2 separate regions of the Mus musculus genome follow, and region 2 is linked to region 1. The links are chromatin loops, found by intact Hi-C in ENCODE. Cell type or tissue: gastrocnemius. All regions are shown on one strand. Each heading gives the region's core, and the rest is flanking DNA. Links, peaks and the distances in the headings are about the cores only.

Region 1 (15,081 bases), core at 4,322-12,321:
TTCAGGCATTTTAGTATAACAATAGACAATGGTTTCATATACCATATTGAGTAGGAGCAAGATGAAGACTGATAAAACCTGTTTTATACCTAGGTTTGGCTCTGAAGGAGAGAGAAAGAGAAGGAGGAAAGGGGAAAGGAGGGAAGAGGGGGGAAAGGTAGGTAGGGGAGGGAGGACAGCAGGATGGAGGAGGGAGAGTGGAATGGGGGAGGGAGAGGAGAGGGAGACCATCATTTTGCTTTCAGGCAGTGGCCATTTTAAGCTTCCTGGATCTTGGCTACATTTCAGGACTGTAGACACTTGGCATTCAGCGTTCCCATCTTACCCTGGGCATGTTTTTAAATCCTCTGAGAAGGAAAACTTTATTACCAGCCCTGAAGTCTAGGTTAAAAATCTTGGCCTGGCCACCAACTAGCTACACTACTTCTGCTCATTTTAATCAGTGTAGATATTAGACTGAGGCTATCACTTTTGCCACAGTATAAGAGGTTGCAGCAAGGCCTTTAGTGTCATTCTTGGTACGTAGAATCTCATGGGTAAGAGCTGCTTTTTCTAATGCTATGGGTTTTGTTTGGTTGTTTCAAGGTGCTGGACTAGAACACATGACCTCTTGCACACTGGACAAGTGTTGTATCGCTGAGCTACCTTCCCTGTCCACACTGTACAAAATGGCTTTCCAACCCTGAAGGTTTAACTCACCTAAGAGAAGAAGCACTTTGTCCTGAGTGCTGATATTGGTACAAAAAAACACATCAAGAGACTTGTGTCTGAAGACTTTAGAGTTCACATTCTACATCTAAATATTAAGGTTCATGAGTCTCTGAGCAAATGGCGTTAGCTCTCTGTGTCTGAGCTTGCACATACAGAAGGCGAGTGAACAGTAGAGCGCTTTCCTGTCTTCCAACTCAGTGTGCCATGAGCAAGCCTGTGTTGGCTGGAACTCACTGCTAGGCATTGGAAAGAGTGACTGGCTAGTCGTTAACCTGCTAAACATAGGAAGGTTACATCCTTTTATTAATAGACTGAGAGATACATGCCAAAAATCGGGGGCAGGGCTCCAAAGTTGAAACTCTTTGGATTTTAGTTTCTGTGGCATTTGATGAGCAGTGAACATCTTAGGTTAGGAATGAGTTTGGGGAAGCAACCTGACCTCCTGGTGCTAACCAATGTCATAGTAGTTTTATTTCCAAGGAAAGGAAAACATAATCCCGTGTCACTCCAGCCTTTTCCTTATCAGTTTAAAAGTATAGCGCTGGGACTTCAGAGGAAAATGATTACACTCATTTCTTCATTAGGAAAGGCCTCTCTACCACACTGTAAAAGATTTAAATGGGAAAAAGCGAAAAGTAAAATTCTTACGTGCTATCTGGCACCTGTTAGCGATTAAGTAGTCCATTTCCACCTTCTACTGCGCATTTTAAGATCCAAGCATGGCATTTTCATTAAACACCTTTACTGTATTCTGACACTGACTTTGCAATCATTTTAGTGGTAACATACTATTTTGTGAGGTGGATGCTGGTTGACTTTTACCATTTCCCTGCACTTCCCTTCCTTGTTAGAAGGCAGTGAAGACAGGAGTTAGGGCCACAAGTGCATAGACTGGCTCTGCTATTTCTTTTGTGGTCTCAATCCCACCATGTCACCTCTGCAGGCTTGGGCATCCTCCCTCTAAGTGCAGAAGCTATGTTTATCTAATCCCATCAGCATCCTGTCATGACCACGTGAGGTCATGTCTGTAGAAGGTACACTAGTATCTGGAACATGGTTGACTTCATTGAGCTTGGCTGCGGCTGCTCCTTAGCCTGCATTCCCCGTTGATGACCCTACTTGATTTTTATAAATATCCCACAAAGAAGTGCACAGGACTATCGGCGGTGTGACCTCACCTCTGAGGAACCTTGCTCCTCATTTGCAAAGGGTAGTAAGTGGTCAGACTTAAAGCATGACCTCAACCTGCCATCCCTGATGTGACACCATCTCTACTGTCATTACAGATGATATGGCCACTGCAGGGAAGGGACCTGTACACTGATGGAGATTGAGGGAGAGCCTGAGGGTTTGAGAATAGTGGCTTCTCCTTACAGCTAGAGAAACACTATCCATCTATCTGTCTATCTATCTATCTATCTATCTATCTATCTATCTATCTATCCATCTATACCTATCTATATACCTATCTCTATCTATCTATCTATCTATCTATCTATCTATCTATCTATCTATCTATCTATCTATCTATCTATCTATCATCTATCTATCTATCTATCTATCTATCTATCTTTCATCTATCATCTATCTATCTATCTATCTATCTATCTATCTATCTATCTATCTATCAAGGCTTAGCAGGTTTTGGTCTCAGCCAGGGTTTCATTTATCCATTTTGTGGTTCTAATGTCACTTTGTTGCTGTGATCATCTTCCTGCATGGTCACTGAAGAGTAATCTTCTGCAAAGGTCAAGAGGAGCCGCAGTGCCCTTAGGCGGTCCCTGAGGGACAGGGATTTTCTGCTCCACTCACCAATGTCGGCTTGTGATCCTCCATGACCTTCCACGGGGAGTTTTTAATTAAAAATAAGAAAGTTCTTCAGACTAATTGGATGCGTTGTCTCACTGATTCTCAAACTGTGCCCCAATACTTAGACTTCTGAGATCCCCCAACCAAGGGCCCTAAAGGGCCTCCAATGACCTCCCTTAGGATCAGAGGTGCCTCTGAGGGAAGGAGTCAGGTGCTCCTAGCACAGAACTGAAGGCTACAGAGTCAACCTGCCCTGCCTCTTCCAGCCTTGTGCTCTGAGGGGACATCAATGGAGCCAGCCTTTGCATCCATTCGCAGCGAGTCCTCAGTGGGCCCGCCTCTACACTGGGAAGGAAACAAGGTGAGAAGCCTGGGTCACATAGGTACCCACAGAGAGGCAGTGGGCTGACAAGGTCAAGCGTAGGGTCCTACCTGGTACGAAGCCTTTTTCTGCTCTTACTGTGCTGTGAGGTTTACATAAGTTACTTAGCCTCTCTGTGCCTCAGTATCCAAAGCTAGAAGAGAAGGCTCTCACAGAGGAACTATATAGAGTTGCGCATGGGAAGAGCGCACATCTCACAGAGGAACTATATAGAGTTGCGCATGGGAAGAGTGCACATCGGATATATTCTAAACGTTCAATGTTCTATAGGCTAAATGATGAGCAGCCGATACCACGACAATCGAGGGTGAGTAGATCTGGTCATCGGCATGGGAAGCCATCTGTAGCAGGGACTGTAGAACGAGACCTGACTTTGAATGTCGCCTGAGATCCGTCTTCAGTGCCGTGTCTGACTTCCCTCATCTGCTACGTGAGAACGAGTTCTCTGCCTTGAGGGTTGCTGTGAAGATGAACGGGAGGAGGCGCATGAAGGGCTGGGCACAGTGTCTGGCGTGTCACTCGTGTGTGGTTCTGTGAGCTCCTGACACAGGCCAGCTCTGCCAGAGCTGGGTTCTCACCAGGATCTTTTGAGGCGAGTGCTGCTTCTGGTGCTCCTGGGGTCTGCTTTGTGCTGCCAGGCTGCTCTTGGCAGCTGCTGGGCCTTTGTGGAAGTTTCTGTTTTCCTCCAGCAGCTCCCTCCTGTTGGAGGAACCCCTGCCTTTGCCCATGTAGCCTGTGTGTTTTTGGGTCACGCCGCAGGCTCCCTAGTGTTGGAGCTGCTAGGGTTGGAGTTGCTTTGTTTTTCCTGCAAGCCAATCAACAATAACCCTTCTGCTTCCCTACTCTGCCATGGCTTCTACCCTCTGCTTGCCTCTGTGGACGTTGGATGCTTCTTCTAGAAGCATCTCTACTACCTCCACTTTGTTAACTCTTTGTGTATGGATTGGGCCACCTTTCACCTAAAGAGCGTCCTTCTGTACCCCCTAACCCCGCTGACACCTCCTAGGTCCAGCCCAGTCTCATCATTCTCAACGAGACTAGCAGCTCACTGCAGGACCCAGAGAAATCTCACCTCTGTGTTTCAACCCCTCAGAGGAAGGAGGCTGCCTGAGTTTTTTGTGTGGTCCCTCTCCTTCTCTGGTGAGCAAGCTTTGTGAGGGCAAACAGAGAATTGTAGGCATGAACTTTTTGCAACCTATTTTTAATAAGGGTTCAACATCTCCTCTAGCCTACCACCCAGCAGAAGTAGTGGAAGCGAAACGTTTATTAAGATATTGGGGAAGTGGACCTGTTCGGTAGTTCTTCTGTGGGATTGAGCTTGATCTTCTTGGGCAGCAGTTCAGTCCCGTAACAAACACCAAATATGATTCAGCAGCTGCAGACCAGTCCTCGAGACAGGCAGACCCCAGGCAGCTGTAGTTCAACACTGAAGAAACTGCCAGACTGGACAACTGGCCTAAGGAGAGATCATGGAGGCAGCAAGCTGCCTCGGGAACCTCACAAGTTTTCTTATGCAAGTTTCTCTCAATGGCAGCGTTAGCACAAGTGGAGCTCAACAGTGCTATGTAAGGTGAAGCAATACATGCGTGCCTTTAGTGAAGAACACCGAGGCGGAGCAAACCAAAGCTCAGTGCTCACCTCCCATCATCTGCTGGGTCATATTTATACTCCTTCATCACTGGCTCTTTCACATGTCTGCTTCAGGAAACAGGAAGACAGTCTTTCCTGTGTTTGCTTTAGCAAGGCATCCTTTCACCTGTGGGCTCCAGCAAACTATCGTTTGATGTAACTGACATTCCAAAGAAACTAGAAGTTTCCACTTCATAAAAGCCCACAGATAAAAAGGGCTCTGGAAATAATGTGCTTTTAGTTGAGTTTTTATGCAATACATACATACATACATACATACATACATACATACATACATACATACATACATACAGGAGCCCAAGGAGTTGATATGAGATCTCCTGGATCTAGAATTACAGGCAGTTGTTATTGCCCGAGCTTTTGTCCCCGCCGGCAAGAACACACTCAGGACAACTGGAATCTTCTGCGGCAAAGCTTTTATTGCTTACTTCTCAGGAGGGAGACCCTGACCCCAAGAAATGTCTGTGACAGTGGACATAGCTGCTGGACCATTCCATCTTATGTGTAAGGAAATCTGGAATTATGTGATTATAATTTTCTTAGCATTTTCTTTGTAAAAAAAACTAAAATATGAACTAGTTGGTGTATAGTAAAAAGTAAAGAAATTCTGAGAGGAGTTTTATTTTAGGATAATACATATATACATATGCAGTGTGTGTGCCAGTGGTGTTAACAAAACTAATAGTGGAATTTGATCCTTAACAATGCCATTATTTAAGTTGAAGTGTTTATTAGCTCACCAAAATTGAACGTACTGTTAAAGGAAACTGGCTTCTGATGCATGAACATTTGTATGTACACTGAAAGTAGTCCCTAATACAAGTTAGATAAACCAAGCATAGACAGTATGTACCCCTGAGAAGTGTTGATGACTTATGAGGCAGGTTATACCATGGTGCCACACGGTCTATCTCCCTGACAAATCCCTCTATAGTCTTAGTGGCGATTCTCAGGCCACACTGCTTCAAGATTGACCATAACGCCACTACTACAGAGTGGGAGATTCCCATACTGCCGCTGTCCAGTCCTGACTGCAACTGAGAACCAGTCAGCAGTTCCAGCGGTGGAAGCAAAACTAAACTGAAAGGAAAAGTGCAATCTCCGTGCAAACAATCAAAAGGGCGTCTAACTCTGGAGAAATTTCAAGACTGTACGTACCTTGCAGAGCCTTACGTGTCCCGCACTTCTGGTTCCGTCCGCTCCCTTGCGCCAGTGTGATGGTAGTTGCCGGCAAGAACACACTCGGGACAACCGGAATCTTCTGCAGCAAAGCTTTTATTGCTTACTTCTCAGGAGGGAGACCCCGACTCCAGGAAATGGAGTCGCTTATATAGCCCTCAGCCATGGCATTTCAGCACCTGATATGGCATGTCAGCTCCTGATTTGTTGCTCGCCCATCACCCCACTACTACGCCCCGAGAATGGGCAGTGACTAGGAGTGAGTTCACTCTCGCACCTGCGTACAAGGCTTGTTTACTTATGATGGCGATTGCTCGCGGCACGGCTCTCCACAAGTTGTGAGCTGCCAACTGGGAACCTAACTCAGGTCATCCCTCTACAAGAGCACTAAATGTTCTTAACTGCAGAGCCATCTCTCCAGACACTCAAAAAATTGAGTTGAGTCCACAAGAAAGATGAAAAGATGGTTATAAAATGCAAACTTTAAATCTTTTAATTATTTGCTTCCAATGAACTATTCATGAGTGGTGCCCTCAGGATTTGAACCTTCCCACACACGTTAGAGACTAAGGCTCTTGTGCCTGTGTAGGGTGACTTCTCAGACTGGGGCCTATGTGAGATCTGTGGCCCCTTCTTTAGAAGGATTTCTTCTACCTGAGGCCAGGTCTACATCTGCTAGAGGCCTTCAGAGAAAAAGAGGTGTGATGGATGGTCCACCTCATCAAATCTGAAGGTCCTAAAACTCCTGCCATCAGGAATTTAGTCACCCCATGGAAGCCTTTGGCACAGACAGAGAGAATCTGTTTTTACAATGCTGCATTCATGGGGAAACATCTACATTGTTTAAAGGAAGAGAAAAATAAGGTGTTTAAGAAAAAAGAAAAAGACATGTTATTTCTCTTCCAGAAATAACAACGCTACCAGCTTCCTGGGGTCATGAAATAATGCTGTTGGCAATGACATTGAGGTGTCTGTCATAGTCTTCTGTAAACTTCCTCTCCCCCTGGGCCACACTTTAAAGTCACTGCTTCTACGCCCCGTTGACACAGACATAATGTATTATTTGTTTACATGTTTCACTTACTAGGCGAAGGTGGGAAACTAGTGAGCAGTGTTATGAGAGAGGAATGGAGTGTGTGTGTGTGTGTGTGTGTGTGTGTGTGTGTAAGACAGAGAGACAGAGACAGAGAGACAGACAGAGACATGGAGACAGGGATGTGGTAATACTATGTGACTGTAAACATTCATACTCTTTGAAAGGCTCAGGGGAATCTGATACACTCTGAGCCTCCAGCTTGTCCCAACCTAGGTGGCCTTTTTAGGAAAACCAGAGCCTCCTTGGGCTCTTGGCTTATACCCAACATGTCTGGAACCCCATAATTTCTTCTCTTTTTCTGGGAAGTGGGCTGAGCTCAGGGAGGTGCAGGCTCCTGGTGATCATGACTCCTCAACCCCTCCCCCTCCTCACCATCCTTTGGAAGGGTCCAGAAGGGGTCTGTAACAATGACCACAGTGCTTTCCTCCAGGTGACTGATCTTGTGAAAGAAATGAGGCAGATATTATTACTTGTTTTTTTATATTCACAGGAGGTCTAGAGGGGTTAAAGGGCATAAAGAGTGGATCCAGGTGTGGAGATATGGCTCATCTATTGAGAGGACTTGCTGCTCTTCCAGAGGACCTGGGTTCAATTCCCAGCACTCACATGGCAGCTTAGAGCTATGTGTAACTCCAGTTTCAGAGGATTGACTTCATAAGGCAATGCATGAGTGTGGTGCATACACATACATGCAGGCAAAACATATACACACACATACATACATACATACTTACATACATACATACATACATACATATAAAATCAAAGTAAATGTCAAGGAGTGATTCAGACATAAAGAGGCCTATAGCTTATTCAGTCACTCACAGCTCTTTGACCCTGGGACTTAAGCAAGTCACCAAAACTCAAGATGTTCACTGCTAAAGGACATAGGTACTTGCTTCCCAGGGCTGCTTCTGAAATTAGAAATTAAAAAAAAAATCAACAAGGGCTGGAATGCAACAAAAGAAAATGAACTTAGTCTCCACACTGAGACATACACACACACAAACACACACACACACACACACACACACACACACACACACACACACATGAGAGAGGGGGGGAGAGGAGAGAGAGAGAGAGAGAGAGAGAGAGAGAGAGAGAGAGAGAGAAATGGCAGGTAGCACACCTGGGAGGTAGCTCGGTGGCAGAGTGCTTCACTGGTATACACAGGACCTTAGGGTCAGTCCCTAGCACCACTAAATGAAGTTTTAAAAACGGATGTTGTCAATATTACTGGTGTTTTCAAAGCATTTTGCTCACCCCAGCTTTGGTATGTCGAAATAGGATTCAGTGGCTATTCTTTGGCAAGCTCAGAAGTAGGTGACCTCTGAGCATTAGAAACCACTGATGTCTTTTGCATCTTCACCCACATATTCAACTCCGCAGGCCTGTGTGGCACTTACTATAAATCTACATCACAGGCGAGGAGTACAGTAGGGCAGTCCATATAAGACAGACATTTTTGCGATTTCCTTGACTTGAGCTAGGGCCGGCCTTTCTCTCTCTGATAGTTGAGTTCGTGTATACTTTGGGTAAAGGCAATTAGGCCAAATGGGATTGGCAGCTTGTCCAAATTCACAAGTAGAGACAGACATTAAAGCCGATCTGAAGGCTGAATCTGTGTACTCACTATACAAAGGTGTCCCTGGGATGAGTGAGCAAAACACCTTTAGGGAGCGGGGGTTCTCTGAACCCAGCAGGTGCTAGACAAAGAAGCAAAAAATGTTCAGTAGGGGGCGGCCGAGAGCCCGGATGGTAACTCAGTGTCTGGCTAGGGGCCCGGCCGACAGGGAAGGGCTTGGAATTTAATCCTCAGCATTCCAGCCAGGGTTCCTGTGACATAATAAAGCCCAAGGAGGGATCTCCAGTGACTTGTCAGCAGAACCACTAGAGGGATGTTCTATAGATAGCCAGGGTGTGTCGCGGGCTCAGTCCCTTTAGTTCTTTCATGCCTGGGCTGGGCAGTGCGGTGTGCAGCAGGTGGAAGGGTGGGGACCCTCCAGGCGAGGACCCAGAGGACTGCAGGGCTGGGAAAAGTGTGCACTGGGTATGTGTGGAAGGAGCCCAGGCCTAAGAGGGAATTCCAAGTATGGCGTTTTGGAGAAAATGTTTTGTTATTTGCCCCAGATGACCCCACCCCACGTTAGGGAGCCGGCTGCAAAGGAGAAGTCCCAAATACTGAGCTTCACACAGCCTTTGATGTGGGCTCAGAAGATTCCGTGGACTGCGCCAGGCTCTCTTTTGGGGAGAGACGTGCCAGGAATGTTGGCGTGCCCCGTGCTGCGATTGGAAGTTGCTGGTTTTGCTGGAAGTGCGTCCAGTGCACTGTTTCCCACCATAGAGACCATTTACCTTTCCCACTTCCAAGCCAGCACCGGTCCTAGCAATAAAGTCCCATAAATACCAGCAGGGTAGCAGAGACTGTGGCCATTACTAATATATTTTTCCTGCCCTGTTTGCTGGAGGAGAGAAATTCTCAGAAGCCATGCATATATTTTACGTAAAATAATAGCTGAGCTGCCAAGGGTTTTAATGATATGACTTCATCATGGAATTATGGGCTTTTTGGTTTATTCTGCTGTCAGAACCCCAAGACAAAAATTAATTCATGTAACTGGTTCCAATTCAAGTCCTATTTTGTATCCTCCCTTATGGGTGAACTCAGCTACTCTGATTGCCCAGGCATAAATGGTTGGGGTGTAAGTTGCAGAAAAGCCTGCCTTGGTGTATTCATTAGCTCTAGAATCAATTCATTCACGAGGGGCCATATACTGTGGTCAAAAACATGCGCATTTGGGTCAAAGGGCTGGTATTTATTTGAATCCTGGGTTGGCAAAGCCGAGAAGACTAAATAAATTCTTATCTCTCACCTGTAGTAGTTGGCTATTGGCACCCGGCTCTCAGGGATGTTGGGATAAAATGTGTTTACAGCTGATGGGATGGTTGAGCTGAATACCCATAAAAGGTCCGTCCCAGGTACCAGGATGGACCGGAGATGGTTCCTGAGCCCTTTGAAGGTCCAGGAATCTTAGCCACTTCCATCTAGAAGCTTCTCTTTTTAGCCCCCAAATTCCTCAGATGCTCCACATATGTGAATTGTACTCTTCCCAGTCCCTACCCTGTCTGGAATCTCAGAATCCCCTGTGAGATTCTGACCTAGCACAGCTGCCTGTTGCAAACGATTTAGGGAACACGAAACAGAGCATACTGCAATTCCACAGCAAGGTTAAGGGTGAACTTGGATTTCGTGGATTCCTGGATCTGCTTTCTCCTGCAGTGGGACAGAGGCAAGGGTCTGACTGGAAGGATCCTGTCCTCCACATGCCTACCAGGCCCGAGACAGGGGTTCTTCACACAGCACGGTCCCGAGGCTTCCCCTTAAAGCCAGCTTACCTCTGTTCCTCTTCCAGGGGAGTGGGAGCACTTCTCTGCAGGTGTAAGTGTAGCTTTGCCTGTGAGCAGCTCTCCCGTCTGTTCATCTCTCAAAAGGACGGCTTAGGAGTTTCCCCACTCTGTTAGCTGTGACCCTGGCAAAGAATCAATGTTTCTGAACTTATTTATTTTGAAATCTGCAAGACGAGGAGAATAGAAAAAAAGTTCTGTAAAATCAATGAGTCTGTAGAGTATGAAATCCTCTCTCCAGCTTCTGGCATGGAGCACAGAGAAGCAATGCTGAGCTCAGAAGGTAGACATTGGCTAGGCAGTTGGGGTCAGGGTGGACCAAAGAAAAGGAACCACTTTCTTTCTGGGCCGAAACCAGCAAAGGTCACTGGGCTTCTTGGCAGCCTCACCCAATGTTTGGGGGCTCTGATCTGATTCCTAAATGGTTTTAGGGTTACCTCTTGTAGGTGATATTAGGGTAAAAAAAGTCTCAGTCAAGAAGTTGAGAAGTGGTGGCACATGCCTTTAATCCCAGCACTCGGGAGGCAGAGGCAGGCGGATTTCTGAGTTCGAGGCCAGCCTGGTCTACAGAGTGAGTTCCAGGACAGCCAGGGCTATACAGAGAAACCCTGTCTCAAAAAACAAAAACAAAACAAACAAAAAAACCCAAACAAAAAAACAAAAAAGTCAAGAAAAGAGAATCTCTGGCTTCAGTAGAGACCTAACATTTCAGCTGTGCCTGGTCCTACACTTGGCCAAAAGATCACTGATAGGAAAGTGGGTTCACCTTAAAACATGCTGAAGAGCATTGTCCTTTAATGATGGACTGGACTTCTGCTTCCCAGAACCCTGTGTTTTGCAGGGCTGAAGTAGTGTATGGGCCACAATCATAAAGGGTATAAGTTTTCCCACATTTCTGAATGGCTTTTTAAAGTGATTCAGAAAATTGTAACTTTTATCATTTTTTCTATGTTTTCTTAAGTACAGTTTCCCTAACACTTTAAACCCCCTACCTCCTATCCCCTCACTCCTACACCCCACTTCCATCCCCTACTCCCTAACCTACCCCCAACATTTTGTACTTCCTTGCTCTTTGTTTAAAGCCTCCCCCCACACCATGTGCCTGCTTATCTGCCACATTCCTGACCTTCCTGCTGACTTAAACTGCTCTGGGATTTTTATTTCTCACCTCCAATCTCTACCTCCAGGCAGATGCTGAGGTTTTCACAGGTTGCCTGCCTGAGGGTTTCTTTCACACTCTAACAAAATTTCTTGAGCTTGTATTTGAGTCAATTTCTAAATTCTTTTATTATTATCCAGAAGGAGAACCCCAACTTCCACTGTTTCATCAGGGCTGATGTATCAGGGCCCCAGACCTTAGCAAGGCTGACGCCATAATGGAAGTACCATCAGGCCTTGGAACCCAACAAGTAGGTCACCCCACCTGCCAAAACACGAATGAAGACCTAATCTATCACAGTCCATAGTTCTGGGAAAGTCCCTACATGTACTAACCTTTCTCTTTGGTTTCTGTAAGTCCTGCTTCTGGCTGAGTGCTTTCGATTCATGATGTGTTTTTTGAGCTTAAGAGTTCTCCCAAAGAAAGGCTCAGGATTACGCTGGGACTCCAAACACCCAGTGTAGCTGCTGGCTGCCTACTAGACAATGTAGACTTTCTATTGGCTTGAACTAGTGTCTGAGTAGTCTTCTCTGATGGCTACCTCACAATACTGAAACCACTTCAAAGGAATAAATTCCCTTGCAGGTCAAGTTCAAGCTGCAGGCCTCTCCCACCCCACCCCCACCTTCCATGCTTACCTCTCTCTTTCTGGGCCTTTCTTCCAGTGCACCAAATTAGATAATATGAGAAAAGATGTTTTCGAGTTCCTGAATATTGCCTTTAACAATCAAAAGGAGATTTTATTCTCAAAAAAAAAAAAAAAAGTTTTTTTTGGAGAGGCATGAAATGTCACAGTATTTCTCAGCTGGAACCCCCAAGATGCCAAAGTTACAGCTCATCAATATTAGAGTTCAGAGTTCCCAAATAGTCCTTGTGAAGCAATAGCTGCTTGAAATGAGGAAAGAGTGGCACATTCCACAGGTGCTGAAGGGCCTTGTATAAGATTGTTGAGACACTCAGCTGTAGCTGAGGGGCTGCAGCCTGTAATGGCGCTGATGGAGTTCTGCATGCAGCCTATAATGGTGCTGATGGAGTTCTGCAGTCTCCAGCTTTCCCTATTCATCTCACTCAGCTTTTTCCTAGGGCCATCTTCTCTCCTTGTAAATATTTTCCTCTCACCTGTGTGGGGGAACTGGGCACAGTCAGTTTTAGGAGCTGTGAATGGAGTTGAATTGATTTGCAGGTCAACTCTGCTGCTGCCAAAAGCCCAGAACAGATCTTTGGAAGGATAGAATGGCAGCTGCAGGGGGAAATAAACGGAAGCATGCTTGTTTTCATCTCTACGACAGGCACCATGCCTGGTAAACCCTGTGTGTTTCTCCATAGCACCCCATCTAGTTCTTCCCAGTGATTGACAGTCCATAAATAGTATGGTCCCATGTCAGCTTCAGGAAAAGACTGAGGGCTACAGCAAGTGGGGGCCTCTCTTTTTGGCAGTTTCTTGTTTGTAACTGACACTATCCACCACCCCCGAGGGCTAAGTATACAGAGGGCTAAGTATTCTGAGAATGTATCGATACAAAAGATGCTATATAAACTAGTCCCCAGATAGATAACTTGTTTAGACTGTGATCATCACAGAAGCTGAACCTCTATTTGATAAGCTTTGATTCATTCCCAGTACCAGAGAGACACTGACAATGATGCTGGATACCACTGGGCTGACTCTGCCTCCGTATTCTCAATGAACCGACATGCCTCTTCTAAGTCTCTTGACCTTTCTGGGTTTGCATTATATAACAGGTCTTTGCTCCTTTCATGACTTTTTCCTCCCCAAAACTCTCCCCTGAAAACCAAAACAACCGTTTTGTTCCTTTAATGGAGCAAGATTCCTATCCAATATTCAGCAATGCATTTACTATACAGAGACCTGAGCAGAGATTAGATTATCCATCTAGACAGTTTCTGGTTACACTCTGCCTGTTGATGGAATGGATTCACTTATTTAAAGTTGTATACACTGAGGTTTTGGATTTGGCCAGGCTATGCATTCGTCACCTCTAAAGCAATGGCTTTTAATTTCAGCTTCATTTGGAAGCATTAAGAAGTTTATGTGTTAGATTGCTTCTCGGAATGTTTTCTCTGCGTGATTACATTTCTCCACCCAACCAAGATTCACAGTGTTGCTTTTGAGAATTTTATGCTACAGCTTAAGATTCAAAGTTCCCTTCATCACCAGAATGGAGGTTTGCTTTGACAGCTCATCTTCTGGGGCTGCGTTTTTTTGCAGTACCAATGAACACTCGAGCAACTGTGCCACATACAGCTTGGCATAAGAGCGACAGAGCTGTGTGGTGTGGATGCCGGTGCTAATTCCTAGTTATCCAAAGGTGTCTAGGTTAACTAAAGGGCCATTTGAGGAAAGGCCAAAAGGCTACTGTTTTGAGTATCTAGCATCCTAAATGATACGGATTTTCAGAAACAAGTGATAGCTACTGTGTGTAAAATTAGCTTTTATTCACCTGATACAATTGTTGTCTCCAAGGCTTACTGCCTCAGTCTGCTAACCTAGTCCTAGTCCTGGAATCTTCTAGCCTCTGTACAGTCTTACCTAGGCCTAGAATGTTTTCAGCCTCTGAGACTTCCTGCCTCAATCAGCTCACCTAGTTCTTTCTGGGCTCTGGCTGGCTGGTTCAACTCAGCTGTCCTGGCTCAAACTCCTCTCTAAGCTGGCTGAGTCAGTCTGCCTTCTCTCTCTCTTGGACTCTCCAGAATTTCTCTGTTTGGCCTCATACTAACTTTGTCAATATGTTCTAATCTTCTGGATCCTCATTCTCTGGTTTGTTCTGCTTTAATCTATGTCTACCTTGTTCTCTGATGAGCCTGTCTCCGTAAAACTCTACCAGTAAAACTGCCTCCTTTCTTTCTCTCTATCTCTGCACTGCTCTCTCTTATAAGTATCCTCTATTTTCCTCTTATGAGAATTGAGCATATCCTAGTCTGTTAAATCTTTCTCTGATTCATCACTTTGTCTGCCACTCAATTAGACATCATCACTTTCAAACATGGATGCTTCCTTCTACAAACTAACTTTACCTTCATTGTTTGGGATTAAAGGTGTGTACTAAGAGTGTGTCTGTATTCATTGACTCGGATCCCTTTCCTCTAGCCACACAGCTGTGGCTTCCTGCAAAGTCCAGATCACAGCACGAAAGGTTAAGGAGGCAAAGTCTGACAGTCAGATTTGACCTTCAAATTTTTTAACCATTAGATAAATAAACACCCAAGTTAGGCATGGTGTCATAGGCCTGTAATCCCAGCACTCAGGAGGTCGAGACAGGAAAGGCCAGCCTGGGTTACATGGCAAAGTCCTGTCTACTCAGCTATTAAAAACAATGAATTTATGAAATTCCTAGGCATGGATGGACCTAGAGGGTATCATCCTGAGTGAGGTAACCCAATCACAAAAGAACTCATATGATATATACTCACTGATAAATGGATATTAGTCCAGAAACTTAGAATACCCAAGATACAATTTGCAAAACACATGAAACTTAAGAAGAACAAAGATCAAAGTGTAGACGCTTCGCCCCTTCTTAGAATTGGAAACAAAGATGAAACAAAAGGATGGACCATCTAGAGACTGCCACACCTGGGGATCCATCCCATAATCAGCCTCCAAACGCAGACACCATTGCATATGCCAGCAATATTTTGCTGAAAGGACCCTGATATAGCTGTCTC
Region 2 (15,081 bases), core at 2,394-10,393, 100 kb after region 1:
ATGTATGTATTTAATAGAGCAGTAGGCGTTGTGTGAAGAATAGTAGAGTCTAAGGCAAATATTATTGATGACTGGAAACAAACACATCAAGCCTTCAATGTAGAGATTTATTTGATCAAATTAGAATTTGAGGGTTGTTTTTGGTTTTTGTTTGTTTGTTTGCTTGCTTGTTTTTGAGTCAAGGTTTCTCTGTGAAGCCCTAACTCTCCTGGAACTCACTCTGTAGATCAGGCTGGCCTTGAACCCAGAGATGTGCGTGCCTCTGCTTCCCTAACGCTGGGTTAAAAGTGTGCACAACCATTACCCAGTTGTTTTTACTATTCTTACAACTTTGTTTAGTTCACAACTGTCTTCAAATTCCTATAACACAGCAGTGTTAACCTATCTGGGCATTTCACAATGACTGAAGACATTTTTTGTTTGTTGGTTCACAACTAAGAGAAAGAGAAGAGAATAATACTAGAATTTACTGAGAAAAGATAGGAGTATAAGGGTCACTGTTGGTCATATTATAATGTACAGGGTGCCTTATACTAGAAATTCACATGATATGAAGCATTAGCATGGCAAGGTTGAGAAATCAGAGTCTAACTTTGAAGTCTATGAGCATAAGGGGTCAGCTAATAGAAGGTTGATTCTCAGTAACCCGCCCTCCGTCATTTCTTAGCCTGTGTATCCGGGGATATATTTAAGCAGTAACTATCTATGAAAAGGAAGTGATCAGTGGTTGTTGGGGACAGAGAAACTTACTCTATTGTTAGGAATGGGATGTACATATAGTGCTTCGGACTGGACTCGGTCAGTCTCTCAACCCTTGGGGAACCAGGATTTTGGTAGTCAGGTGGACAAGGAGTTGGCAGGATGATAAACAGATCTGAATGTAATTTTCAAAGCGAGCATCAGACTTATATTACAGAAGAAAAAAAAAGGAAGCTAGGTGACACATCAGCCAAGGTACATTGAAGTTATCTTATACATAATGACACAAAACAGAGAAATGCATACACAAAGACTAGCAGGAACCAGGCAGTGTTTACAAATGAGATAAGGTCAGCCCTATTTAAAGTTAGCTATTCACAGGAGCCAGGTAAAAGGGCTAAGATGCCCAGATGCAATTTTAGTCTATTGTTTGACCCACCACCAGGGGTCCCTTAGTAAATACCTAATTATGCTATTCCTCTGGGCCTAGAGAAAAACATGCACCAGAGAAGTTCTCTTCTACTAACCCTTACATGAACAATACAATACTCTAATTCCTCCTTAGACCACAACCCAATTTTCTTCTTAAACCATTGTAAATTCCTGTATATGGGAGTGACTCGGCTGTTATTCTAAGTGATTTTGTGGCAGATTTTCTTCTATTAATTAATGTAGTCTGCCATACATAACTATAATAAGAATTCTAAACTTACTTTTCTAAGCTTGCCCTGAGATTTCTAGCTCCTATCCAGTAAAATACTGCAAGAAAGCATGCAAGACCCTCCTCCACACTATCGAAAGGATAAATTTGGAGCATTCATGCTATGGATGCCAAGGATCCAGGAGACTAAGTTTCCATGAAACTTTTTGCCTCAGGACTAAGTCCAAGCTTTTGGGCCTGCCACAAAGTCTTCACTGGAGTGAGTGTGGCACATATAGCTTCATGCAGCTGTGTGTGTGTGTGTGTGTGTGTGTGTGTAGTCAGTCTTAGGTTTCTTGATGAATTGTTAGGAAAGAGTAAACCTATAGTACATAAAGATGGGGGGAGCAGGTCTTAGTTTGCCAAGTACTTATTAAATGAGGGGAGTGTGCATGTCTCAAAACAAGTAGAATCCCAGATTGCTGAACTGTTCATTATGCTTGTCTGCCTCATCTGTACCTTCAATTGGTCTCTTGCAATGTTCCTGAGTTTGTTTCTTGGGATCTAACAGTCTCAGGGTGGAGGGTAAGAAGGCACAGTGTCTTTTTTCTGGCTTCTCTTCAGTCATAGGCAAGCAAGCTCTAAATAGTGGATCTGTGCTGGACTTTTTCAGGGCTCCTCCCTTCCACCACCCCCCCACTATGGCAACCAAATTCTGTTTTGCATCTTCTGTGGATCTTGAGAAAGGGACTTCCTGCTCTCTCCTAGCATTAGGAATTCCCTGTGAGTATTGGAGAGGGCTCAGCAGTGAGTGCACTATGCCACTACTAAGGAGGTAGATGGTTTTGGGGGTTCCCTTTTCACTGATCCTTGTGGGTCACTGCTCCAAAATCCCAATCCCACTTGTCAGCACCTATAAAGGAGACTGGAGAAGAACCTAGGAGTATGTACTAGGCCTTGTGTCTGTGTGTTCTCTGTGGTCACTCTGGCCTGACCTAGTTTGCAGTTCATTTCAGGGAACTCTGCATCCATGAGAGCATTGTCTTGCCTCTCCTGATATGCTGCCATTATTGAGTCCATGTTCAGTTTACCTCTCCAGAAAAAGCATAGTTTTCCTTACATTCCAGACTACATGGATACTCTTACAATCTCAGCTCCTCGCCAGTTCAAGAAAATATTTAATTTTATAGTTCACTGTGGTTTTTTTTTCTTTTTTCTTTTTTCTTTTTTCTTTTTTCTTTTTTTTTTTTTTTTTTTTTTTTTTTTTTTTTTGCTGTTTTCAGCTGTGCATGTTCTAGACACCTTAACTGGCCCTAGGCCTATAAGACAGCATGTTCTATGGCCACAAAATAGCTCACAATGATCAGCAACAACGGAAGAGGTCAGCATCAGGCACAGTGTGCTGTCTAATGCAGCTCCTCCAGCAAAATTCCCAGAATCAGGCAAGGATTCCTAGAGCCTCAACTCTTAAAACATACGGAAAACATCAAGGAAAAAAACCAGAAAGTACTTTATATAGATTTGTAAGCAGTATTGGGTTTAGTGGCTTTTGTTCCTTGGTTTGTTTGTTTGTTTGTTTGTTTTCGATAAAACATTGACCAAAGGCAACTTTGGGACAGAAACGGTTTATTTGGTTTATACTTTTATGTCACAGTACAGAAAGGGAAGTCAGGGCAGGAGCTCACACCAGGAACCTGGAGGCAGGAACTGAAGCAGAGACAATGGAGGAACCCTGCTTATTGGCTTGCTTTCCGTGTTTTGCTCAATCTGCTTCTTATATAAACCAGGACCACCTGCCCTGCCAGAGGTTGCCATGCCTACAGAGGGCTGAGCCTAGCACTAACTCTAAATGGGGAGAAAAAAGGATAGAGGGGAAAGGAGCAACATTATTGTTAGACTACTTTCTGCTGATTAGGGGCATTGAGTTCCTTGGGCAAGTTTGATCTTTGTCATCAGGATGTCTAATTTCTTCATGTCATTTCTTCTTTGTGCATAACTACTTAACAAACCAAAATCAACAGCAATCAACTGCAACCAATCAACAACCAACAACAACTCAGCAGCCTTTCAGGAGTCCTAGCATTTATATACCCTCTGAGAGTCCCCAGAATTCCAAATGTCACACTCTAGCAGAAACTATGTGCATCTGGTAAAATCACTCCCCTGCTAGAGCACAAGGCAAATCATAGTCAGTTGCTGTGGACAGTCTGAGGCAGCCCCATATCTCATACCTGGGGAAAAAAACCATATGCTTATAATATTTCTGTTTTTTTTTTTTTTTTAGAAATGAAAATTCTCACTACATTGCTATTTTGCAAGTCGGTAAAAATAGAATAAAATCCAGTGGCTCTGTTTGAGTGCAAGACCCCAGAAATGGGTTGCAGGAAAGACAGGGGCTACTGGTACAATTCTCAGAGTCAGAAGGCCTAGCATCCCCACCTCTGGTGCTGGAAGGCAGGAGAATATGGAGGGACATCTAAGCTCAAGAACAGAGTTTTGCAAATCCGGATGTCTTGACATTTTGGACTTCTAAATTGTAAAGGAATACACATTTATGACTCATGCAGAATCAACTAAAACTTTTTTGGCATAGATATTTTGGAACATAATCCATAATGCAGACTTCTAGTACAGTTGCAACATCCTCTGGGTAGTTATATGTGAACAGGGACTATCTTGTTGAGTCTGCTGGAAGAATGGCCTACAATACTCTCTACTCTCCATCCTCGGCCATGGGAATCCTGCAAACATCCAGGAAGAAATGATCTGGGCAAAATATCCGAGATCATTCAGTAAAGTAGAGTGGGAACATAGGAATGGTCCTTCTGTGGCAAATCAGCCTTTACGATGGCCCATTACGCAGAGAAAGAGCCTCCCTGTCCCCTGTCAAGGAGAAGGTTCTCAGAGCAAAAGCAAATGCTCTGGAAACTGACCACCGAATGAAGGCTAATGATGCTTTCCTTTCTTGGTCAAGAAAATGATCTTCAGAGCCAAGTGCAGTGGCTCACACCTGTCATCCCAGCACTTACTTGGGAGGCCAAGGCAGGAAGGAGGGTGCAGTGAGGTCAAGGCAAGCTTGGGCTACATCCAGAGTTCCAGGCCAAACTTGGTGATCCAGGGCATCACTGTTAGGCTGCCTCACACACAGTACACAGGAGCTCTTCAGGCTCAGTGCCCACAACAGCACTCAGCATACACACAGGCACATAGACACATGTACACAGTTGCTTCTGGGAAAAGAAAAGCTGTCATTGAGCTTAGAAAAAAAGCCACTAACTCAGAGACCTAAGGGCAAATGCTGTGGTAGATATGAATAACATAGCACCACTAGACCTAAAGAGTCTATGTCTGATTGCATTTCTAATTTACTTTGATTTACTAGAACTAATTTGCAATAGTGACTGGCAATCTGCCCCTGGTAAGGGTGCTTCTAAATTTAAAATTCAATTTTAATTCATTTCAGCAAATGCTTATTGAGCCCTTCTAAGTGCCAGGCATTATGCAAGGGTCTGGGGACAGAGACTTGCCCAGGGAACATCGTGGTCCTCCTACAACTTAGCAAAAAGCAGATTACCTACTGACCTACGTTCCTCATTTAGTGTCACCCTCCAGACATTTTGTAGTGTTCCAACCAATGCCTTATACTTGGTTAGGTAGCTCAGGCTGTGCAATAAGGCCCAAGGGTCGTGGTGCATGACCACTGCTAGCTACAGAAAGATGCTATTTCTAAGCTAGCCAAGATGTCCTCTCACCTCCTATAGTTGAATATGACCAACACAGCATCAAAGGCTCAGGGACAACCTGCTAATGCACATTCGGTGACCAGGCAAGCTCTGCAGTTAATGTCGCAGTGGGATATTGTTCCAAAGGTGCAGATCTGTAAGGCCCTAGCAAGCACGTGACCTAAGTTTTATCCTTTTAATATATCTTTTTTTTTTCTGCTAAAATTCCTCTTTTTGTTGCTGGCAGACCCAAATTCTGACTGATATACATAGTTAGACTTCCATCCAAAGAGAGTATGTTGTACAATCCGAAATCACATAGCTTTTGGGGGTGGGAAGGGCTAGATTATGTCTGTATGGAAAGGACATAGAGTCCAATTAAGAAAGTCCTTTTAGGGGCCAAAGGGATGGCTTGTGGGTAAGAGCACTTGTTGCTCTTCCAGAGGACCCAGCCTTGATTCCCAGCACTCACATGGGTGATTCATATGGTGACACAACTCCAGTTCCTGATGGATCCCATGCCCTCAAACTGGCCTCCGCAGACATCAGACATGCACATGGTACACAGATCTACATGTAAGCACTCGCAGATACACACATAACAAAGTAAAATACATAACTAAATAAGGAAATAAAATAAAGTCCTGTTAGTCATTGGTGCTCAGCTGTAGGACAAATTCACATTGCCTCTACCAGCTTGTCACAAAGAAAGAAAAGAAATTTTCATTTTTTTCTATCATATTTGATACACGGCATTGTATCACTCATTTGCATTCATATATGTTCTTTGGAGGGGGGAGGGGGGAGGGGGGAGAGAAGTAGCCTGAGGTTGCTGAACGGTGCTTCGTGGATGAGGGCTTATTCTGTTTGGGCTGTAACTGGAGACAGGTCATGGTGTGGCTAGCATCTGCATCGAAGCTTTTGGAATCTTTCCACGTCGGGAGGGGCGAGAACTCCCAGCATGCACCGCGCCAACTATGCATTGGGAGGGCTATTTTGCAGAGCTCTGTCCCCTCAGGGTGCACGTGTCCCTGCAGGTGCCTGCCACCAGCTTTGGTGGCCACAGTATCAACACATCCATCAGCAGCCTTTCATATTAAGTTACAGAACACATACCATGGGGCCCAATTTAACTGGAGGACAAGGAAATGTTTTAAATTCTAGCGCTGCCCTGAGCCATACGAGACCAGTCACGTTGTGTAACCTTTCTTTACTATCTACCCTTCCTCTGCACCCAGCTGCTGCAAGGTACAATATTATACTTCGCCCAGACTCCGGGCACCTGTTGTAGGCGATTTGAAATAAAAACAAGTTGGTGGAGAACTCGAGAAGGTACCCGGGAGCACATTTCATTCGCTCCGAATACCCCTGCGGACTATTCCATTTCAGCAGATTCTGCAACCATTCTTCTTTGTCATCATTTGGCAGGGGGTGGGGGGATGATCGGGGAAAGGGGCAGGCAATAACACATCTCTCTTTAGAGAGAACAAATCAGCACTCTGCTGGTCCAGGGGCTGCAGAGAGCCTTGCTCATTCTCCTCCGGTCCACTCTGGTTCTCAGCTGTGCGCTAATATTTCCTTTCTGCCTTTCAATTTGTCACAGCCGCCTTTCCCCCAAAGAGCTTTCATTTCCTCTTGTTTGTCCACCCTGTACTCCCTCCCTCCTTGTTTCCATGAGACGACACCAACATTCCTGGAAGATTACAGAACGTTCGCAAATTAATGGCAGGGGTCCAGCAAAGTCAGACCCGGATGGCCCATACACAGAAAGGAGAGTCAGTATGCGCATCCTTGTAACCCTTGAGGCGTCTTGCTCTGGGCTCACCTGTGTGTTTTTCATCAGTGTGTACCTTTGGTCATGAGATTGCTTAGGGAGGTCAGTAATTTCTACTAGGAACAAAGAGAGATGTGGAGGGGCAAGAACATGCAGTTCACCCCACAAGCTTTCCAGAATCATTTACCAAGATGCAGGCTGCTTTTTTATCTGTTTGTTTCTGTTCTTAAAATGGTTGCCTGTATCTAAATCCTTCATCAGGCCACCATTAGAAGGTAGGGATGTACGGCCTTGCTTGGCCCAGAGCACACAAAAGCAAGAGCAGAACACAGCCTTACCCAGGGAGTGGGGGTGGGGCATGGAGCTGTGTAGGATTGCAAGAGAGAGAGAGAGAGAGAGTGTGTGTGTGTGTTTTGAGCTTGGCATACCTAGATTCAAATCTTAGTAGCTGGACTTAACAGTTACTGGGTTTGGGGAGGTCACTCTGCTCCCAAGGGCTCCATAGAATGTGACTCCAACTTTCTTACAGGATGCAGTGTGGATGATGTGTGTGAAATGCCCACCTCAGTGTTAAGACTGTTAAGAGCCCCTCCATGAGGCCCTGCAGGTCCTTTCAATGCATAAATCACCGTTGGAGCCGCCACCAGGCAGGCACGGTCAAACTTCAGTTGAGAAGTCAGCCCCTTCCTTCCTGTTCTCCCTCTCTTGTCTTCCTCTGCAGCTTTACAGAAGCAAGGTTCAGTGATGCTGGCTATGATTTCTAGTCTCCCTGAGGCACAAATGTCTGCTGCTCTTCAGATATTACAGTAACTGATGTCTTTCTCCTAGCCCAAAGAACACAGTCTCCCCTTATCTGAGGGGTATGCATTCTACAACGCCCACTGGATCCTAAAACTGTTATCAACACCACACCAAACCAAATATGCTGTCTTCCCCGTATATACTATCCCTGTGATGGTGCCTAACTCATAAATGAGTCCCGCAAGAGCTAGACAACAATAGCTCAGAATAAAAGAATAACTGTAACAGAGTTTGGCACCATGTGATTGACAAGCACACTAAACAGCTGTTTTGATAACTGAAAGAGTGACCAAGTGACTAGCATGCAATGTGGACCCCATGAGTGGCTCACATCCGGGATGGGAATTATAAAATCTCATCATGGACTGAGTAGGCATGGTAGCACATACACAGAATCCCAGTGCTCAGCAGCTGAGACAGGAGGATCATGAGTTTGAGGCCATCCTAGAATACAGAGGAAGGAAGATCCTGTCTCAAAAACAAAATATTTCATCACGTTCCTCCAAACAGTATGCAATTTAAAGCTTATGAATTGTTTATTTCTGGAATTTTCCGTTTAGTACTTCTGATCTGTTGGTCACTGGTACCTTAACTATGGACAGAAACCTCCGAAAGGCAGGGACTACTCTAGGTGAACCCTGAGTTCAGCACTGAGCAGGGTTGCTCCCCCATATTCAAAGCACCACTACTGCAGATGCCCAAAGTAATGTCTACCAGTGGAAAGCAGGCAAAGACAAGGAAAAAGGGGGGGTCCCTGAACTCCGCCTCCACCTGCCTGCCTGCCTGCCCTCTGACGCAGCCCTCTCCCTGCAGGCTGCATGTGGACACCCCTCCTTGATCTGGTTTGTGATTCCCTTCGGCTGAAGCCTTGCTCTGCCTGCAGCTTTCTCTCTTTGCTGAGGAGCTCCGTCTCCTCCCCATCATCTGAACTCTTGCTGGCTCTCTCCCCATTGCCACTGTCAGCTGATCTATTCCACAGATCTTCAAGCACTGGAGGAAGGAGAAAGGGCAGAAGAGAGGGCAGCTAGATGTGGCGCAGCGCAGGCGGAGAGAGGCACCCCTGCGTTAAACGCTGGCACCGGGGCTGGAATAGCTCCAAGGAGAACCGAGCCACACAGAAAAGATGAATTTCACACCTTTTTTCTGCCCGTGCCTCTGGAAGCTTTGTAATGCCCAAATGTCTGGTAAACAGAACCTCTTGATGTGACTTTACAGGGTTAGCCTGGAAACTGAAACCTGCAAAACTAGCTGTAAAGTGACCGAGAAACATTGCTCTTGAGGTAATTAGTCTATGTTGAAAGTTTCCGTTGAAAAAGGATCAATCTCTTTTTCTTCTCCTATTTCTTTTTATTTACATAGAGTCAAAGCGTGCAGTAAGTTGCCCCATAAGATGAGGTTTGGCATATAGACACTCTTGTGAAACTGTCACTGCACTCAGCTTCGGAGCGTGTGACACACACACAGGAAGACGGTTGGACTCTCCGATTGCTTTCTTGACTGCTCAGATTTATTCCATTACGTTGTCATCTTGGAAAGAACGCTTCTGGGGGTGGGGCAGGGAAAGGTAATTCTATCAGTATTTCCTGGGTCGTGTCTTCAATCCCCAACGTTCTTGGACTTCACGGATTTTTCATTTGAACCTCCTCTACTGATCACTGGGTACCCATTAGTGTTTTACTAAAACATCAGAATTCATTTTACATAGGATACAACGTAATGAAATAAATCTGAGCAGTCAAGAAAGCGATCGGAGAGTCCAACCGTCTTCCTCACTATGCATTTCTCTTGATTTTCTTCATTTAATCATAAACATCTTATTCAAGCCCTACCCAGCTGGACGGAGCTCTCTCCTCACCGGGGATGTTCCCCTCCAGATCCATTGGCTTGCTTTATTCCTCTTCCCAGCAGACAGAAACTGTCAGGTCAAGTTCCAGGAGAAGCCTGGTTATTTATGACAGGGCTGCTCTGGTGATAAGTGAACTGCCAGGTTGAACCGGAGCAGCAGGGAAGGCAGGCTGGGAAAAGACAAGGGCAGGTGAGCTTGGAAAGTTCGAGAACAGAGGGCACAAGGAAGGGATAGAAGAACAAGTTAGTTAAAGGCAACTTGGCTGGACAAGGGGAGCCACCTTACTCAAGTCAGAATACCATGACAGAAGGTGGCCTGCTGAGGGACAATCACCCAAGGTAGACACCTAGGAAGCTCTTCAGATCTGTCGTTTGACTTAATTAGAAACCAAGTCCTGTTCCTTGCCTCTCTTGGCCTCTCTACTATTCTGTCCACTCTTCTATCCCAGCTGCTCTGGATTAACTCCCGTCACCTGTCCATCAACTGTGGTTTTTGTTGTTTTGTATTGTTTTGTTTTTGTTTTTTGAGACAGGGTTTCTCTGTGTTGCCCTGGTTGCCCTGGAACTCACTTTGTAGACCAGGCTGGCCTCAAACTTAGAAATCTGCCTGCCTCTGCCTCCCAAGTGCTGGGATTAAAGGGCCACCACACCGGGCCCATCAACTGTGTTTTAGCAAAACAATTACAACAGTGCTGGTCTGTTGGTTTCTCTTCAGGACAAAGTCCAAGTCTTAAACCTGGCACCCGCCCACATCTACAGCCTTATCTTCAGCACTGACAAACTGCCACAGCTTCCTGAAAGCAAGCAAGACCATCCAAGTCACTTTTTGAAGAACTAAATCCCTATACCCTACCAGTGGCCAGGGTCACACCATTTTGTAAAGCTCCTCTGCTTTGGTTGAACTGTGGCAATTCTAGAAACTGAAGAAAAAATGGTTTGCGGAACTAAAGTGAATTTATATCTCTAGAGTTTTGCTTCCCCTGCAAGGTGACTCCCAGGAAGGCCAGCAAGGAGAGATGCTCAGCCATTACCTGACCGCCTTCATCCCACCATCCCATGGTCACTCCTAGCAACAGACAACCATGGGTCAAAAAAATAACAAACTTCTCAGACTGAAGCCCCTCCTTTCTCTGAAACCTCAAAGGAATGGCCCCTCATTCTGTCACATTGGCCTGAGCTCTCCTCAGAGTCCACCCCACACTGCTGTTCTGTCCATCTGAGGCATTAATAACTTGCCTAAGAAATTTTCCACCCAAAAGGACAGACAACGCATCTCGGTGTCCATCTTGAACCCCAACCTGGAAACCTTTTAGCCACTGCAGGAGATTCCAGGTCAGGGAGTCCAGGACGACATCTATGACTGACTGTTTTTCTAAAGATATTTGCCTGATGACCAAGGAGCAATGAGATTTTGCAGCCCAAGACAATCCTGTAGTTTGAGGAGTGTATGGGTTTGTGTACACAAAAGCAAGCCTTCATGCTTAGCCTTAGCCCAAACTGCCTTCATTCTGCCCTGACCAGAGGCTAGAAATGCTGAGGGTGGGGTGTGGAAACAAGGAGGATGGGACAAGGGTTCTGTTTCCTGCCATCTTTCTTCTCTGTTTCCACCTAAGAGAACCCCACGGTCTAGAAGCTGTGGTGCAGACATGATTGACACGAAGGGGCACCTGGAGCTCAGAGTTGAGCCACTGGACTAATGACTCCACAGGCCATTCTTCAGATTCTACCATAAGCCTTATAAAATACCCTAGACTAGCAGCCTGAAGTTACCCCATCTTCTGGGACCTGCTCCTGCCTGCTTTCTTCCTCCTGCTTACAATCCTGCAATGGACTCCTTTCTAAACTCCCCTTCTTGTCGTCTCTGAAGTTCATTCTTCAAATTCTCAAGACAGGAATCCAGAAGCTACTTACTTTGGGTGCTGGTGGCTGCTGACAGGACCAGCTCCTTAGCTCTCAGAGGTGTGCACACTTGAGGCAAGAGAACTCTGTCATTCTCAAAGACTCCCCGGCACACTCTCAAGCTGTTTCATCAGCCCATGGGGCCAGCAGCCAAACAGCAATTATTCTGTAAAGATTTAGTTTTTTGTGCTAATGTATATGCACATGGGGACTGTATGTACACATGTCTCAGGTGCCTGTGTAAGAGAGGAAATAATGTCAGGACCTCTGGAGTCAAGTTGGAGGTCGTTATGAGCTCAATATATTTGCTAGGAACTGGAGTTCTCTGGACATGCTCTGAGCCATCACTCCAACCCTCCAACCATTTATTTATTTATTTATTTATTTATTTATTTATTTATTTATTTATTTATTTTAAGAAGCAAAATGGTCACTGGGCATGGTAGTACATGCCTTTAGTCCCAGCACTCAGGAGGCAGAGACAGGCAGATATACATAAGTTCGAGCCCAGCCTGCTCTACAGAGTGAATTCCAGGACAGCCAGGGCTACACAGAGAACCCCTGTCTCAAACAGTCAAACAAACAAACAAACAAACAGAAGCAAAATGGTTTCGTTGATTCATACAAGGAACCCAAATTCTAGTAACTGATGAGCATAGCATGGCATGTCGTGGCGTTCTTTCTCCCTATATTCCTGTTGGCAGAGCCTGGGGTTTAAGGTGGTTTTCTACCCGAGTGTAGGAACACATGGACTGGAACGTGAAACACCTGGAGACACTTGCTTAAAGAACTTCTGGGAAAATTGCTGTTAAAAAGAAATACATTTGGGTTTCTTTCATTGACTGTTCCCAGGCTTTTACAGGATACTGGGAATTGTGGTGGCCATCTTGCCATCTTGCTAGTAATGCAAAAGGCAAAAGGCAAGAAAGGTGAACTAGGAATTGTGAGAGGATATTGCTGAACCAGCAAATTTACCAGCTTTGGTATTTCCTTTCGTGAGCCATGACAAACTCTTATTCAGCCATTTGAGATGGGCTGCCTGAAGTTTGAAGCAGTAAGCGTTCTGATGTAGTGACACACAGATGGACTAACATTGACAAATTATTTTAAATACTTATTTTTGTAGGCTTTAATTTGTAACTTTTATTTATGAGGCACCAAAGGCAATAATAGTAGAGAATCGCAGAGACCCACGATTTGAAATGGGGATTTAGATGTAAATCTAAGTTGTATCAGTGTAAGCATCCAATTTAGTTTATATTTAGATATGATTGTATAATACCGAGGGAAGTCTCATTCCCACAGATGAGTAACTATAAACGTAATAGTTTAAAGCTTTTTCATTTTTTGCTTTTCATTCTTAAGATAATTTTCCCTTACTAGTGATAGCAGGGACAACTTTATTCCAGTATTCAGGCTCACACACATAAAACTAGAGTGATAACTAAAGCCAATGCACTGATTGTTAAATATACATTATTCGATTACATTTAGTAACATATAGCATTTTAAACCAAGGATTCTCAAACCCAAAAGATCTTCATTGTCTCTTAGATTCCTCAGAACACACTTTTAAAACCTCTGCCTTAAGTATGATTAACTTACATTAATTGCATCCAATTAATTTAAAATCCACATTTAAAATGTGACAAACAAGATTATTTTTCTCCCGCTGTGACTCTAATTCCCAAGAATTCAAATCCAGATTTTATCTGATATCAATTGAACCTGGCAATAAGAACAACAATATTCTCTCACCCAAAGCAATGCTCCCTGGTCTGAAGGAATGATTTCCAAGATCCACCAAGGCTGTGTGAAACTGCAAGTAATGCTGAACCCTACAAATACTGTGCGTTTTTCTCTTCATGCATACCTGTAACAAAGTTCAATTTGCAAATTAATCACAGTAAGAGATTAGCAGTGATAACTAGTGATAAAGCAGATACTATGCTGTAGATCCTGTGTGCAGGCTTCTCTCTTTTGAAAGATTTAAGGTAAGCGGAAGTATGAGAAGCCAGCTCCTGTCACAAGCTACCTGAGATGCTTAGCTTGTACGAGAAAACATTTGTGTGCCCTACACTTGGAGGGGTTTTAGTTATGGCTGTGTTCATTTGAGTGTGGCAGTATATTATGGTAGGAGCACATAGGGGGCTAAACCACTCACCTCATGGCCAAGAGGCAAAAGATGAAGGGACCCAGAATGTCATAATGTCCTCCAAGGACACACCCCTAGTGAAAAATTCAACTTATTAGGGGTTCCATTGCTTCTCAGTACTCCTAGCTGGATATCAAGCCTTTTGCTGTCAACTCAGTTTTCTGTCAACTTGACACAAGCCAGAGTCATTGGAGAATAGGGACTTTCAACTGAGAAGATGTTTCCTGCCAGGGACTCCGGTATTGGCCTTACAGGCAAGTCTGTGGGAGGTCTCTGCCCATGGTGGGTGGTGAGACCCCTAGGCTGTTGGTCCTGGTTGCTATAAGAAAGCAGGCTGAGCAAACCATGAGGAGCAGTCCTGTAAGCATCGGGCTATAGCAGAAAACTTAGCATCAGATTGAAAAAGAGAGAGAGTTGAGATAGAGGCACTAGCCCGGCAGTCACTGTGTGCCGGCTTTGCATGCAGCATCATGGTACACCTTGGCACGTGGAGCAAAGTCCACTAGGAAAGTCACGATTTTCGATTTTCGGATACTCTTTGTAATCTATCATGGGAATTTTGGTTTCTTTAAAAACAAAGGAATGTCCACTTTTAAATTTGGGAAGTTTTCTTCAATAATTTTGTTGAAGATGTTTGCTGGACCTTTGTAAACACATGAAACTCAAGAAAAATGAAGACTGAAGTGTGGACACTATGCCCCTCCTTAGAAGTGGGAACAAAACACCCATGGAAGGAGTTACAGAAACAAAGTTTGGAGCTGAGATGAAAGGATGGACCATGTAGAGACTGCCATATCCAGGGATCCACCCCATAATCAGCATCCAAACGCTGACACCATTGCATATACTAGCAAGATTTTATCGAAAGGACCCAGATGTAGCTGTCTCTTGTGAGACTATGCCGGGGCCTAGCAAACACAGAAGTGGATGCTCACAGTCAGCTAATGGATGGATCACAGGGCTCCCAATGGAGGAGCTAGAGAAAGTACCCAAGGAGCTAAAGGGATCTTCAACCCTATAGGTGGAACAACATTATGAACTAACCAGTACCCCTGAGCTCTTGACTCTAGCTGCATATGTATCAAAAGATGGCCTAGTCGGCCATCACTGGAAAGAGAGGCCCATTGGACACGCAGACTTTGTGTGCCCCGGTACAGGGGAACGCCAGGGCCAAAGGGGGGGAGTGGGTGGGTAGGGGAGTGGGGGTGGGTGAGTAAGGGGGACTTTTGGTATAGCATTGGAAATGTAAATGAGCTAAATACCTAATAAAAAATGGAAAAAAAAAAAAACAAAGGAATGTTATAGGAATATGCTTTTGTTTTGACCCTAGGTATGGGATATGGGGCTGGTTCAGATTGTCCACAGCAGCTGACTGTGATTTGCCTCATGCTCTAGCAGGGTTGTGATTTTGCCAGTTGCAGATAGATTCTGCAAGCATATGATGTCTGGGATTCTGGGGACTCTTGAAAGGGTTATATAAATGCTAGAGCCCTGGAAGGGGTATGGCCTCTGCTGCTCCTCCTGCTGCTGCTGCTGATGGCTGCTG

The links. A loop is a pair of places that touch in the nucleus more often than their neighbours do. Peaks named below come from ENCODE experiments on the same cell type or tissue, not always from the same donor. Only the 100,000 strongest peaks of a DNase experiment are listed, where the experiment ranks them.
Region 2: a loop joins it to region 1, with 3 times the contacts of the local background. A loop is called at or near these places in 3 of 42 quality-filtered maps.

The regions. Positions count from the first base shown.
Region 1 is chr3:85,268,887-85,283,967 of GRCm38, reverse strand. No RefSeq gene overlaps it. Among named protein-coding and RNA genes, the nearest start is that of 1700036G14Rik, 41 kb to the left of the region's middle. In gastrocnemius, for the core only: a CTCF peak has its summit at 8,567 (motif pointing right); a DNase peak (open chromatin) is centred at 8,597; H3K4me3 peaks cover 495 bases; H3K27ac peaks cover 936 bases.
Region 2 is chr3:85,166,280-85,181,360 of GRCm38, reverse strand. No RefSeq gene overlaps it. Among named protein-coding and RNA genes, the nearest start is that of Gm31096, 52 kb to the right of the region's middle. In gastrocnemius, for the core only: no CTCF peak of the experiment used is centred there; DNase peaks (open chromatin) are centred at 6,034, 8,515 and 8,655; H3K4me3 peaks cover 2,075 bases; H3K27ac peaks cover 2,910 bases.